Linked DNA regions of Homo sapiens: regions 1 and 2 are each linked to region 3. A link is a contact called in ENCODE Hi-C or POLR2A ChIA-PET data. All regions are on one chromosome and are shown on one strand. Each heading gives the region's core, a stretch centred on a gene start or an enhancer-like site at or near the end of the contact. The rest is flanking DNA. Distances are from core to core; before and after follow the strand shown. Region 1 overlaps ARHGAP10 (Rho GTPase activating protein 10). Region 2 overlaps ARHGAP10 (Rho GTPase activating protein 10). Region 3 overlaps ARHGAP10 (Rho GTPase activating protein 10).

The links. A loop is a pair of places that touch in the nucleus more often than their neighbours do. ChIA-PET counts read pairs that join two places held with the same protein, here RNA polymerase II (POLR2A). Pooled maps may share reads with other maps.
Region 1: a map of endothelial cell of umbilical vein shows a loop between it and region 3 (5-fold over the local background). The contact joins two enhancer-like sites. A Hi-C loop is called at or near these places in 3 of 168 maps with a recorded cell type or tissue (GM12878, PC-3 and endothelial cell of umbilical vein), 10 of 37 single-sample maps with no recorded cell type and 12 of 50 pooled maps. POLR2A ChIA-PET finds 5 or more read pairs at or near these places in 3 of 52 experiments (HEK293T, SK-N-SH and activated T-cell).
Region 2: a loop to region 3 is called in a map of CD8-positive, alpha-beta T cell, with 4 times the contacts of the local background. The contact joins two enhancer-like sites. A Hi-C loop is called at or near these places in 5 of 168 maps with a recorded cell type or tissue (CD8-positive, alpha-beta T cell, Right ventricle myocardium inferior, aorta and 1 more), 15 of 37 single-sample maps with no recorded cell type and 10 of 50 pooled maps. POLR2A ChIA-PET finds 5 or more read pairs at or near these places in 2 of 52 experiments (GM12878 and OCI-LY7).

What each region holds. Positions count from the first base shown.
Region 1 is chr4:147,770,774-147,775,742 of GRCh38, forward strand. The region is part of intron 1 of ARHGAP10 (Rho GTPase activating protein 10); the gene reads left to right. Among named protein-coding and RNA genes, the nearest start is that of MIR4799, 9.3 kb to the right of the region's middle. Within about 2 kb of position 1,743, at least 4 of the 41 ENCODE cell types and tissues checked have a DNase peak (open chromatin) inside an H3K27ac peak, as active enhancers do.
Region 2 is chr4:147,797,869-147,802,854 of GRCh38, forward strand. All of the region lies in intron 1 of ARHGAP10 (Rho GTPase activating protein 10), which reads left to right. Among named protein-coding and RNA genes, the nearest start is that of MIR4799, 18 kb to the left of the region's middle. RefSeq lists an enhancer at 2,301-2,600. Within about 2 kb of position 2,208, at least 2 of the 41 ENCODE cell types and tissues checked have a DNase peak (open chromatin) inside an H3K27ac peak, as active enhancers do.
Region 3 is chr4:147,864,631-147,869,197 of GRCh38, forward strand. It overlaps ARHGAP10 (Rho GTPase activating protein 10), which reads left to right. Exons shown (of 23, transcript NM_024605.4): 6 at 216-326; 7 at 2,082-2,186. Among named protein-coding and RNA genes, the nearest start is that of MIR4799, 84 kb to the left of the region's middle. RefSeq lists enhancers at 2,168-2,845, 2,846-3,522 and silencers at 2,275-2,499, 2,298-2,347. Within about 2 kb of position 1,386, at least 2 of the 41 ENCODE cell types and tissues checked have a DNase peak (open chromatin) inside an H3K27ac peak, as active enhancers do.

The DNA.
Region 1 (4,969 bases), core at 493-2,992, 94 kb before region 3:
CTGTATGACAGTTGTATGATTCTGCTAGGACAGCCATAGCCGAGTACCACAGACTGGGCAGCTTAAATAGCAGTCTTATTTTCTAGTAATTCTGGAGGCTAGAAGTCTGAGATCAAGGTGTTGGCAGGATTGGTTTCCTCTGAGGCACCTCTCCTTGGCTTGTAGGTGGCTCTTGTCACATGGTCTTACCTCTGTGCCTGTATCTTTGTCCTAATCTTCTTTTCTTTTAAGGAGACCAGTAATACTGGATTAGGGCCCACCCTAATGACCTCATTTTAACTTAATTACCTCCTTAAAGACCCTATGTTCCCTGTAATCCTAGCACTTTGGGAGGCCCAGGTTGGAAGATCACTTAAGCCCAGGAGTTTGAGACCAGCCTGGGCAACAAGGCGAGACCCCTGTCTCTGTTTAAACAGAAAAAAAGAATCCCGTGTCTGAATACAGTCACATTCTGGGGGGTAAGGAATTCAACATGAGTACTTGAGGGACATGTCCAGCCGCCTGTAACAGCAGTGAAAATGACATGTGCTCAAGTGGGTTTATTTTACTTTTTAATTTTTGTGGGTACACAGTAGGTATATATATTTGTGGGTTATCTGTAATATTTTGATACAGGCATGCAATGTGTAATAATTACATCAGGGTAAATAGGGTATCTATCACCTGAGGCATTTTTGTTGTTGTTCTTGCAAACAAATATACTCTTTTATTTTAAAATGTATGATTATTTTTGACTATAGTCACCCTGTTGTGCCAGCAAATACTAGGTGGCACAATTTTTTTGTACCCATTCAAGTGTTGTGTTGTTGTGAGGATTAAATGAAATAGTATATGCATGTGAGCTTAGTGCATGCATAATGTTAGCTTTCTCCTTGCTAGAGCGGGGTAGAATCTTGTTTTCTTTATATTCTATCCAAGTATAAACAGTAAATAAATGTCAGTGAAATTGTGTTTTAAGTATGTAGGTGCCCCTTTTCATAATTCTCATCTTCCTCGCCTCCACTCTTGCAACTAAATTAGTATTTTTTTCTTTTCTTGAGATGGAGTCTTGCCTTGTCACCAGGCTGTAGTGCAGTGGTGCTATCTCGGCTCACTGCAACCTCCACCTCCCAGGTTCTAGCGATTTTCCTGCCTCAGCCTCCTGAATAGCTGGGACAACAGGCGTGCGCCACCACGCCCAGCTAATTTTTGTATTTTTAGTAGAGGTTGGGTTTCACCATGTTGGGCAGGATGGTCTTGATCTCTTGACCTCGGGATCTGCCCTCCTCGGCCTCCTAAAGTGCTGGGATTACAGGCGTGAGCAACCGCGCCAGGCCCTAAATGAGTAATTTAATGCTAATTTAAGGGGATCTCTCCTGAGAAGTTCTCTCTACTTCTGCTCTCTGCGCACTGGGACGTGCCATCTCCACCTTTAAACTGCGCTAGGCCCTTGTTCCCTTCCCAGTTGGCAGGATTATCTGAGACTTCTCTAGATAAGAGCAGTGGACTTCAGCTCCCTCTCCCTAGGTTCCGTGTTTCCACCTGGCGGTAGTGTGTATCTGCCAGTTGACACTTTACATCACACAGTTTGTGATTTTTAGGTCTGCTCTGCCTTTCTCCTCTCTCCTCTCTGCAGTTTTTTATCTTTTTTTTAAGCCACAGTTCTACAGACAGATGGGAAGTTTAGAGCAAGGTAGGATAGGCGAGTGAGAAAGCAACATGAGAAAAATGAGTATAGGCTTATTGACTTAATGTTCTAGCTCAGACTTGTACCACAGGCCTGTGCCTTGTGGCGAGTGAACTGTAATTCCTCTGAGGATGTCTCTCTTGAATGTTTGACAAGGCATTAGCAATCATCTGTCGCCCAGGGAATTCCAAACAAAAACAGATGAGTTTAAAATCCTAGGGTATAAACGGCCACAGAATTGTTTAACTTGTTGACTTCTAGGGGAAAATATGTATTCTACAAATGTTATTACAGAGTTTTTACAGGCATTTTTATTATTAATGATGGGAAGCTTCCTGGAGCATTCTCTTAAGTCTAGTGGGGTTACTAAATGTAGTTTTCCAACTGGAGCTTGGTTTCCTGAAAGCTATTCTTGGTGGGGTGGATGAGTGCAGCTGTCGTATCTCTTAGTATTTCAGTTTGAGTCATTGGGTGGGCGGAACTGATTAGAATTCCAAAAGCAATACATATAGGAGTTAGGTGGAACTCTTTTGGAATTAAGTAGGAAAGATTTTGACGGAACTCCTGCATTCCAGAGTTCAGTGGTAAAAAGAACACTTTATGTACAGAGTATTTGGGTAAATGTCTTCTGCATTTTGCTTTAGTTTTTTCTTTGTTGGTAGAAGGGACACTTTATATTAAGAAGCTGTTACAATGTATTGTCAAGATAGAGTTATTTGAAAATATTTAAAAATAGCAGATTTCCCTTCTAAACATGCTGACTTCTTGTAGGTTAATGTGACGTTACTTTCATTAATGTACATATGTATGTATATATTATCATGTCTTCTTTTAAACACTTTACAGAGCTTTATAGTAAGTTCACCCAGTTCATCACAAGTTAGAATTTTGCTGCATCCTATATGCCTCACGGGAAGAGACATTATCTTGTGGAAAGTGGCTTTTGTGCTAATAAATAAACATCCCTTGGAATGTTACCCTCCATAGCAAAGGGGCCATGGAAGGCTCTGTGTTTTAGGATTACAGCTGCCCAGAGACAGCTTGGGAAACAGTGTTATGTTTTACAGCATCTATTAGAAATCAACTCGATGTACACTTAAATATTGTATTCTGAGTTATAACACAGCAAACTGACATTGTAATGTTTTCCAATATGTGATTTTCATTGTTGCCATGATGTCATAAGGATTTAAAAACAGTTATCTGTTTTTCGTGGGCAGAACTTAAAACAGTGTTAAAAAGCATGCACTCTGTGTACCAAAAGCCTTAAAGTGGAATGATAGGGAATCCCTATGGGGTAAAGAGAAGATTCTTGATTCTCTACCTTGGTTCTTTAGAATGTGAGTCAATACATTAAGAACCTGGACTGCTCTGAAACAGAGGCACATTTGAGAGCTCCTGGAAACCCCTTTATAGGATTATTTCCTTGTCTTTGTTCTTTAGTCCTTGATTTGTTGTCAAGTGAAGCTTGAGATATGTCTTGCAGCCATTTGAGAAGCAGCACATCTGGTTAGAAGCAGAGACTGGGGAACCTGATTGCCTGGGTGAGTCATTCCTGGCTCTGCCACTCCAGCTTTGTGATCTCAGGCAAGTTACCTCTCTCTGCCCCAGTTTCCTCAGCTGTAAAATGGGATAATAATAATATTCATAAGATAGTTGTGATAATGAAATGAGTTAATAAATGTAAGGCAATTTAGGATAGTGCCTGGCACATAGTTAGCCCTGTATAAAAATGTTGACTCTTATTATCTTGGTACATGTTAAATTCCTATATTTGACCATGTTCAGACCAAGTTGATATCCACTTCCATTTGTTCCACATTCCTGACCTAATTTGTCTTGGGGTCTCCAGCCAAAATCTAAGATTCCCCAGGCTAGGCAAGCATGAACTCTTGTTCTTAGTGGAATCTGTGTGGCAGAATTTATTTCTGCAGGTATCCAATGTTGTTGGATGGGTTTGGTTTGCCTGTAAGAGTGTGCAGGTGGAAAACATGACCTGGGTTTGTGTCTGTAGGGTTTAAAGTATGTGTTTAGGACAAGGGTTATATAAGGACAATTTTGAAGTCAAAGTTTTAATCTCTTTTTCTTCCCCTCAGGTTTCTTTATTCTATAACATATTTACTTATTTATTATAACCTTTAGGGCTCAGCCTCTTTATTTCCTGTGACTTTGTTTATTTCATGAGAGGGTGACCACCCAGGATTTACAAAGCTTCTTGTGTGTTGTGGAAGATAGTATAAAATTCAAATAATGCTTTTACCTGAGCACTAGTGTGTGTTTCGTTTCTTCCTTGAACTTGCTTAAAGAGGTAAGCAAGATTACCTCTTGGGGCAAAGATTCTTGGCAGAGATGAGAAGAACATTTTGTCATTGACAGAGTCTCAACAGGACCCCCAGCTGACATAGAAACACTTGTTTTGCTGTCTTCTCCATGCTGATCCTTTGCCACAGCCCTTTCCTCCTTGATGTATTTTTTTTTTTTTTTGAGACGGAGTTTCGCCCTTTTGTCCAGGTTGGAGTGCAGTGGCATGATCTGGGCTCACTGCAACCTCTGTCTTCCAGTTTCAAGTGATTCTACTGCCTCAGGAGTACTCTACTTCTGAGTAGCTGGGATTATAGGCTCTCGCCACCACGCCTGGCTAATTTTTGTATTTTTAGTAGAGACGGGGTTTCACCATGTTGGCCAGGCTGGTCTTGAACTCCTGACCTCGTGATCCACTCGCCTCGGCCCCCCAAAGTGCTGGGATTACAGGCGTGAGCCACCGCACCGGCCTGATGGTCATTAAGTGCCCTCAGCATTCTCACTCCTGGAGTCCAGGCCTAAAGCTTGCATCCCTCCTCCTGGCCAGTCCCCAGCCTTTAGAAATAAATAGGCTTTAAATGAGTTCTGCTGTTTGCTGTTCTGCCCTAGGCTGAGGCTAATGGAGGTGGTCTGTCTGCATGAGCAGAGCTGTGTGTGAGAGGCTGCTAGGAGAAAGCAATACCTGTTGTCTTAGGGGCCAGCTTCAGGGGCCAGTGACAGTTAAGACTCTTCCTCAGAGCTGCATTAGGGGCCTATCAAGCCTTGCTCTCACATATGCAGAATAAGCACCTTGTAGCCTGGCCTGGTAGGAGAAAGGTGATTATTGTCAGTACCCCTGGTCCTTGTTTCCTTTTCACCCAGAAGGCAGAGTGGGTATATGGAAAGATCACAGGCTTTTTGGCTACGCTGACCTGGTTTTGAATTCTGGCTCTGCCACTCAGCCTATTAGTACAAATAAATAATGCACACTGAGTCTTAGTTTCCTCCTCCCTAGGCATGGGG
Region 2 (4,986 bases), core at 958-3,457, 66 kb before region 3:
TTAGTGGCATCCCATCTCATCTAGCTCATCCCACCCCAACCCATCCCATGCCATCTCATCCCATCCCTCTCCTCTTTGTCCTGTTTCCCCATTTCATCTGTCTCTTACATTTTCCTCTGCATTTCTGATTAGATCGAGGACCAAGAATTGTGACTGATGCTTCTTTGTCCCCTGTTCAGGTGTTTCTTAAGTGGCAGATGAATAGTTCCTCCCTGTACTCTCCTGTAAACATACTTTTTGCTTTTACATCTCTTCAGTTTTGCTTTTACTTTTTTTTTTTTCGTAAGGGATACATTCTTTCAGTAGCTTTATTTAAATGTAGTGTGTGGACCGTTTGTTGTGACCTTCTTTGAAATTTTCTCTGATCATGGCAGCCCAAAATATCGGTACCTGCCTCTGAACCATCTTCGTTGTCTCTGGCTGTGTTACTTATACAACACCTGCTATTATTATTTGTATTTTTGTTTTATATGTTTCATCCCTCCTTAGATTATAAACTCTGAAGTTAGAGGTCATCTTATAGACAATTTTGAATCTTCTGTGTTAAAAAATATAATTTTGGCCAGGTGTGGTGGCTCATGCCTATAATCCCTGCACTTTGGGCAGCCTAGGTGGGTGGATCACTTGAGTCCAGGAGTTTGTGACCAGCCTGGCCAACATGATGACTTTGGGCAGCCTAGGTGGGTGGATCACTTGAGTCCAGGAGTTTGTGACCAGCCTGGCCAACATGATGAAACCCCGTCTCTACTAAAAATACAAAAGATTAGCCTTGGCTGGGTGCAGTGGCTCACGCCTGTAATCCCAGCACTTTGGGAGGCCAAGGTGGTGCATTACGTGAGGTCAGGAGTTTGAGACACTCTCTCTCTCTCTCTCTCTCTCTCTCTCTCTCTCTCTCTCTCTCTCTCTCTCTCTCTATATATATATATATATATATATATATATATATATAGACTTTTTACCCCCCCACGCTTGAAAAATGTGCTACTTCCTTTAGTCTCCATGGTTTCAGATGGGAAATCCATTGTTCGAATTGGTGTTCCTTACAGATCATGTATCATTTCTCACAGCCTGCTTTCAAGCAGATTTTTTTCTTTGTCTTTAGTTTTCAGAAGACTAGTTATTGATGTTTACCATTGATCCTAGCCTTGGCCTGAATTTCTTTTTGTCCTTTTTTTTTTCTCTTCGAGATGGAGTCTCACTCTGTCACCCAGGCTGGAATGCATTGGTGTGATGTCGGCTCACTGCAACCTCTGCCTCCCGGGTTCAAGCGATTCTCCTGCCTCAGTCTCCTGAGTAGCTGGGACTACAGGCATGCATCAGTATGCCTGGCTAATTTTTGTATTTTTAGTAGAGACGGGATGGGGTTTTGCCATGTTTGCCAGGCTGGTCACAAACTCCTGACCTCAAGTGATCTGCCTGCTTTGGCCTTCCTAATGCTGGGATGGCCTCTCTTTGTTTATTCTGATCATAAATTTGCTCAGCTTCTTAAATCTGTTTATGTCTTTTACCAAATTTGGAATGTTTTCAGCCATTATTTCTTTGAATATTCTTTTAGCCCTATTCTCTTTTTCCTCTTGGGGCTCAATGATACAAGGCTGGATGTTTTGCTGTTCCACAGGTCTCTGAGGCTCTGCTTATTTTCACAGCCTGTTTTCTATTGTTCTGATAGAGTGAATTCTGTTGTCTTTCCTCAAGTTCAGTGATTTTTTTTATCCTGTCATTTTCATCCTACTATTGAGCATATCAAGTGAGTTTTTGTTACTGTACTTTTCAGTTGTATAATTTATATTTGGTTTTTAAAATAATTTCACTTCTGAGATTTTCTAGTTTCTCATTTGTTTCAACAGAATTTATAATTGATTATTGAAGCACTTGTAAGAGGGTTGCTTTAAAATCCTCATCAGATAATTTCAACATCTGATTTATCTCAGGGTTAGGGTCAGTTTTTTGGCTAAAATGGGAATTTGACTTGGGATTTTCCTGGTTCTTGGTATGGTGGGTGATTTTTGACTGTATTCTGGACATTTTGCCTATCTTTTTTTTGGGGGGGTGCGGGCAGTGGGAATGTTCTGAATCCCATTTAAATCTTTTGTTTTAGCAGGCAGCCACCCAGTTAGTCTTAGCACACAGGTCCTGCCCTACATTTGTGGGCTGTGGTTCCAATGACAGTTTAACTTTCAGAGCCTTTGTGGTGTTTGTCTGCTTGGTGGTTAGATGCCGCTAGGGCTGCCGTCTCATTTCCCCCTGCTGTTATTGCTGGCTGTGGAGGCAGAAGGGATTTCCCTAGGCTGGGCTACTAGGTGTCTCCCAGTGGGGGAAACGTAGTCTCAGGACCCTGGAGACTGAGGGACTTTCCTGACTGTGGCATAGTCCCCCTTCCTGTGGGGGACAGAGAGCTCTTGAGCCAGACACTTGTTGAGATGGAATCTCTCTACCTGTGCCCCACGGTTTTCCTCATGTCTGTGTGCAATGGAAGGGCGTCTTAGGCCCATGTGACCAGAGAGGCTTCCTGGGCCAGGTCACTTGTGGCTGGGGAGTCTTGTGTCTGCCCTATTGCATATGTCGAGGCTCCCCTAGTTATTGTTGGTGGGGCTTTAGGTTGGTCCTTCTTTTGGATGGTGTAGGACTTATCTGATGTGAGGGGGACTCGTGTTTGATCTGGGTCATAGGAATGAGCCTACCTGAGCTGCCTTTTGTTCTCATGTCATGGGTTGGGAAATGGTGGGTCTGGGTGACCACTTTGCATAGGGGGATGCAAGATACTGTTTCACTGAGCTGTTCTTCCATTTTTGGGGTCACAAACTGGTTTGTTTTCTTCTTACCATCTTTCAGAGTTCTCCTTTGGTTATCTCCTCTGCTATTTCCAGGGTTTATAGCGCTTAGTAGGGAGGAGCAGAGAGACATAGTTTTCTATGCTGTCTTGTGCCTTGTCATTCATTATTTTTTTCCTTTTTCTTTTTTGACACAGCGTCTTACTCTGTCACCCAGGCTGGAGTGCAGTGGCACAATCTTGTCTCACTGCAACCCACGCCTCGTGGGATTAAGTGATTCTTGTGCCTCCCAAGTAGCTGGGACTACAGGTGCCTGACACCATGCCTGGCTAATTTTTGTATATTTAGTAGAGACAGCGTTTCGCCATGTTGGCCAGGCTGGTCTTGAACTCCTGGCCTCAAGTGATCTGCCCACCTCTGCATTTGAAAGTGCTGAGATAACAGGCGTGAGCCACCGTGCCCAGCCTTATTCATTCTTAGATGTTGGAATTTTAAAAAGCAATGAAAAATGTCAGCAAAATTTAGCATTTATTTTTCTACGTTCAGTAAAACATATCTCTCAGGGGTCTTATGGAGGTAAGGAAACATGAGAACCAGTTAGGTTAAATGACTGGTCCTGGGGCTCTATTGGTCGTTAATTACAGAACACAGACTAGAGTTAGACTCCTCTTAATGAATCCACTATTTGTTTCTTTGTAGCAAACTAAGTTGAAGACTTCTCTATAAGAAAAGAGAAGAGAACCATTGCTGTGCTGTAATGCTCTGGGCTTTATAATGTTAACACACAAAATAATTTATATATCAAGTGGAAAACCTCTCAGAATACAGGAAAAGAATCCAGTGTTCAATTATATTAAGAGTGAATAACATGCTGTGTTTGTTCCAATTTTAGTATTCATCATTTTTTGTAAAGTGTAAAATAACATACCGTCTGTTTTTTACTATAAAACATTTGAATGGCCTTATAAAATGTTTCTTGCAAAAGAAAGTTCTCTCACTGGTTATCATCACCATTTGTATTATACTTCAAAGAGAGTAAAGAATATAATGAAGGTTGGTGGCACCACCCAAGCGAATTAATCTCATAGCTTAGCATTATGTGGGACTTTTCATCAGGTCATCGCTGTTTACTCCACAGACATCAGATACCTCTCAAAATAGTTCTCCATGAAGCTTTTTTTCCTCTGCTGCAGAGATGGAGAAATGGAGAAACCCAGAAGTTAACTGTTAAGTTGTTTGTAATGTTTTTTGAAGTCCCCAGGGATTTTACAGAAAATGGAGCCGGAGTTGAACTCATCCCAAAACTCTTTGGATGTCTGGGATGGGAGGCATTGATTTCTCTCCCTGAGGCACAGCAAGAACTAGGCAGAGTAAATAGGACTAAACACTGGCCCTGTTTAATGTCGCTTGAGTAATGATGCTTGAGTAATGATGACTGACAGGTCGGAGGAGTGGGGCGTATGAGGATGGACTGACTCTGTTTTTCTTCTTTCCATATGGACTTATTCCTTTTGCTTCTACTTTTGTTTTTCCTTCCTGTTCCCTACTTAATAGTCTTGCTGAAAAATATATCTGACCTGTATTGAAGAATGGAATTAAACATACTGGGTTTTGGAGAACTTTTCCCATCACTCATAGTAAAACTCCAACATAGGTGATCCATAGGCTAAAATGAGATGTTCAGAAGTTAGGGTGAAGCTTCTTAAAAAAGTGATAGTGTGATGATGGTTGATTTTGCAAACTTGTTTTCTCTAAAGCATAATATAGCTGAGCTATGATCCTAAAGGTAAGGTGGTAGGTAGTATTAATGCCAGCAATGTACTGACTGTTTACTGGCTCAGACTCAAAGACTGTTAGCATTGGGCAGGGCCCCCTTTGGACCATGTTTGTAGCCTCTCTGTCCTCAGCAGAGTGTCTCTACAATATAAATAGTGGTATTTGTGTCTCGTAGTTACTTGTAATGAAGCAGCCTGTTGTATTGCAGGTGGCCAGCTCTGCTTCGCAGGAAACCAGCTCTGCCTCCCTGTAACTTCTACTTACACTGGTTTTTTGTTGGGTCTCTAGGACCATGCAGGGTGAATCTAATAATTGTTCTTGTTAATATCTGTCAAAATTCAGAACAGATGTTGTGACTTTACCTTCTCAAAGTTGTTTCTCATCAATCTTGAAGACTCCTTATCCTGCTGTTTTCTGCATGTTCTGTTTTGCCGGTATC
Region 3 (4,567 bases), core at 136-2,635:
AGTTCCTGTTGCACCTGCTCAATTCTGCTGTTGCAGCAGGAAAGTAGCTGCAGACAATACATAAATGAATTGTCGTACCTGTGTTGCAATACTTTATTTACAAAATCAGGCAGCACACCGTATTTTGGCCCATGGACCACAGTGTGATGACCTCTGATGTAGCGTTTCACTTTTCACCATCTCCAGTTTGACTAACCTCTGTGATTTTAACATAGGCAGATATCCAAGTAGAGCAGAACCGGCAACACTTCTATGAACTGTCTCTCGAGTATGTGTGTAAGCTGCAGGAAATCCAAGAAAGAAAGAAGTTTGAGTTTGTGGAACCTGTGAGTATTGCCAAGTTGTTTGCTGGTGGATTTTTGCAATGTAAGATAAGTATTTATTTTCCTAGATCTGATTTATGGTTTATAGTTACTAGAGGCCATAGTGCATAAACATGAAAGAGACATATTAAAAAGGGCAGACACAGATAGCCATGAAGTCAAGGAATTGCCTCTAAATCAGTGGTTCTCAGCTGTATTTGCACTGATAATACACGTAATATTCCCATTGCTACATGATCTCAAGGAAGGCAACCATGTGCAATTTCTGCCACCTTAGCCTATAGCTCTATCTTTTAAAAATTTCTCTGAAATAATTTATACTAGAATGAGTGAACATGGGTTGTTTATACCGGTTCAAACTTTGGTACTTTAAACAATCGTTTGTAACATGACTTCAAACACAATTCACAATGCTTATGGCAATCTAAGTTTAGAAGCAGGATATGGAACATTTGAGACAATTTTGTGAGTTACTCTAACATTTCTTTTTACTTATATTAGAAACACATGATTTTTGTTTGTGATTATATAGATGTTTTCTAGTAGCTTCAGTTGTTTATATATGAAGATGTATGCACATGAATGTATATATCATAATGTAAAGGATATTTCATGTGGATTTCAGCAAAAAAACACTGGATCTCATTCTCAGGATTCATTTTAATTTTAATATCGACTTATTGAATGGTTTCTTTTTCTTAAACAGCTTTATTAAGATAATATTCACACAGTATACAATTTACTCATTGTGAGTATGGTTTATAGAAACAAGAATAACCAAGTAATGATTAAAAATGAGCATTTGTGGAGCTATGGTTTAGTTGGAGCGATAGTCATTAACCTAAACCATTAGAGAAAAACTCAACCTCCTCAAAGCTTTCTTTTTAATGTGAAATAATAATAATGGCCTGCTTTTATTGGGCATTTATAATGCTCAGTCTCTGTTCAAGCCATTGTTCTAAGTGTTGTACCGAACTCATTATTCCACACTATAACTCAATGAGGAGATAAGGAAATAGAAGTAGAGAAAGGCTGAGTAATTTGCCTAAGGTCCCATAACAGGTCATGGCTGACGTTGGGAATGGAGCCTGCTGGGTGTCAGAGCCCCAGATTCCTAACCACCCACGGTGTGGCATTTGGAAGAAAATGAATCTCAAGATTTCCTTAACTGTCTCCCCAGATCACTTCTTTTTACTTCTAGATTTATTGACTTACATGTGGAGCAGAGGCAACAGCCCTCTAATTCAGAGACAGGTTGGGAGTTGGTAGGAAAGTAAAGGTTTAATTACGGGTTTGAGGCTGCCCCTGGCAAGTCATGGAATATCTTTGTCAACAAAACACAGGGGTTGCAGTCTGCTGGATGTGGCTGGGGAGAGCCTGGAGCTCTTTGATTCTGTGATTTTACTTTCTTAAAGATTGTGTCAACCTATAGTGATAAGATTTCAATTACAAATATTGGGATTCTCCTGACTAAAGAGGACAAATGGATGACTTAATAATTCAATTTTTCCTGCAGAACATGCCATATAAGCTGTCTAATGGCTGTGATATTTAAGGGAAAAAAGCATCATTTTCTATAAAGACCAATTAATAGATAATATGTACTTGTGTTTACTTGAATATTAGTGACTTCCCTTTAATCAGTTTATTTCAGTGGAATAACAGTGAGATGGCGGGGGGAACACTTGGTTGTTTATATGATTCTTTTTTTCTCCTGAGTTTTTTTGTGCTAATATCTCTTTTCTTCCTGTGTCTTAGATGCTGTCATTTTTTCAGGGGATGTTTACCTTCTATCATCAGGGCCATGAACTTGCCAAAGACTTCAATCACTACAAAATGGAACTACAGATCAACATTCAGAATGTAAGGAAGTGAAAGCTTTCTTTATAAAAAGATGTTTGAAAAGTATTTTTCATTTGTGTGTTGTATGAAAAGCCTTAATTAAATGAAGACAATGCTGATCTGTTTGTACTGAGAAACTGAGGGTATGCTGCCACCTGCTGGTCAACTCTTGGTGTGACCAACTGCTCTACAGTTGGTTGAGGCTTGGGAAATTCTGCCACCTGGCGGCTTTTCCTGCAGTTTCTGGGTCAATTCTAAGGATAAGCTTTGTTATGTTAACTCTAAATCAGCTATGTCTGCTACAGACAAAAGAGCACTCCACTTTAAGGCATTGAATTTATAATGCACTACTTAACTGGGCATCTTGATTTTTGTTCCCAGATAGGCTTATCATTTGAGTAGAATTTCTTCCCTACATTTTATGCATATTTACTAATGCATTGGTGTTTACAGTTGCTATTGGTCTTGAATATTTTCCTTTGGAAAATGTGTGCTTTCTGCCAGGTCTCGGATAAAGAGATTTAGGAGAATGTTATTAAGCAGTACACTATATGTCATTTTGATCAGGTGGTATATGTTTTTCCTCTCAGTGCTAGTTGATCCTGGAAGCGTCCTCACTGACAAGCTGGTCAGGGTATGTTGAGTGTAATTTGAGGTCTCATTAGGAATGTAGTGAGATAGCTTTGTGACAGACTCACAGCACATAGTGAAAGACACACAGGTAGATGGATGGGAAGCTGTGGTTGTTGCCTGCTCTTCATTTCTTTCACAATTAGAAGTTGAGAGTGGGCCGGGCACAGTGGTTCATGCCTGTAATCCCAGCACTTTGGGAGGCCTAGGCGGGCAGATCGCGAGGTCAAGAGATTGAGACCATGCTGGCCAACATGGTGAAACCCTGTCTCCACTAAAAATACAAACATTAGCTGGGTGTGGTGGAGTGCGCCTGTAATCCCAGTTACTCGGGAGGCTGAGGCAGGAGAATTGCTTGAATCCGGGAGGTGGAGGTTGCAGTGATCCGAGACCGTGCCACTGCACTCCAGCCTGGGCGACAGAGTGAGACTCTGTCTCAAAAAAAAAAAAAAAAAAAAAAAGTTGAGAGTGAATACCTTTTGTGTAGATTTTGTTTCTAACTTTTTTTTTTTTTTATGTACAGTTCCTTATACTAAGGAGTGTAGCTGATAAAACCTTATTTTTATAATTTATGTGTCAACTTGTATTTGAGGATTGTTTGGACATTCAGCTGGGCTAATGATAGAGTTCTGGAGTAGATTCTTTTTCTGCTGCTGTGGTCTCACAATTTGTGAAAACAGTTATAAAATATGTGGTATGACTATAATGTGACAAAACTTAAAAATCCAAAATGGGTATGTGTGGATTCATTCTAGTCACCCCAAAATTGTCCCTGCAGGTAGTAGAATATTGAGTCTAATGTTGTTGAGTTTTTTTTGTTTTTTTTTTTGAGACAGGGTGTCACTCTGTCGCTGAGGCTGAAGTGCAGTGGCACAACCACTGCTCACTGCAGCCTCAACCTCCTAGGCTCAAGTACTCCTCCTGCCTCAGCCTCCTGAGTAGCTGGGACTGCAGGTGCATGCCAGCACACCCAGCTAATTTTTTTTCTTTTTGGTAGAGATGGCATCTCATTGTGTTGCCCAGGCTGCTCAAACTTCAGGGTTCAAGTGATCCTCCTTCCTCAGCCTCCCAAGATCCTGGCATTACGGGGGTGAGCCACCATGCCTGGCTGATGTTGAGATTATTCAGAATATTTTTGCAGGCAGCAGAAAACAGTTATGTAAAAAGAACAGTAGATAGTTCACGTAAGTGGTCCCCAACCTTTTTGGCACCGGGGACTGGTTTTAAGGAAGACAATTCTATAGATGCAGTGGGGGTGGGAGAAGGTAGGGGATGGTTTCGTGATGAAACTTTTCCACCTCAGGTCATCAGGCATTAGATTCTCATAAGGACTGCACAATCTAGATCCACGTGCGCAGTTCACAATACGGTTCATGCTCCTATGAGAATCTGATGCCACCGCGGATCTGACAGAAGGTGGACTCAGGCTCACCTGCCGCTCACCTCCTGCCATGTGACCCGGTTCCTAACAGGCCATGGACCGGTACCTGTCGGCAGCCTGGGGGTTGGGGACCCCTGCTTGAGATTATAACTTATGTTTTCCCCTCTGCTTACTGGCTATATAATCTGTGGAAATTCACCTTGTCTGTCTGGACCTCATCTGTTAAGTGCAGGGCTGGCCAGAATGAGAACCTTCAGGCAGGACTGTATATACAACTTCTAGAATCAAGGTAAAATGAAGAAGATAGTGCCCCTTATTTAGAGATAATTAAGAGTTTCAGATCAGAGGCATTTGATCATTAAAGCAAGCAGAAGCTCTTCTGAGCGCAGGG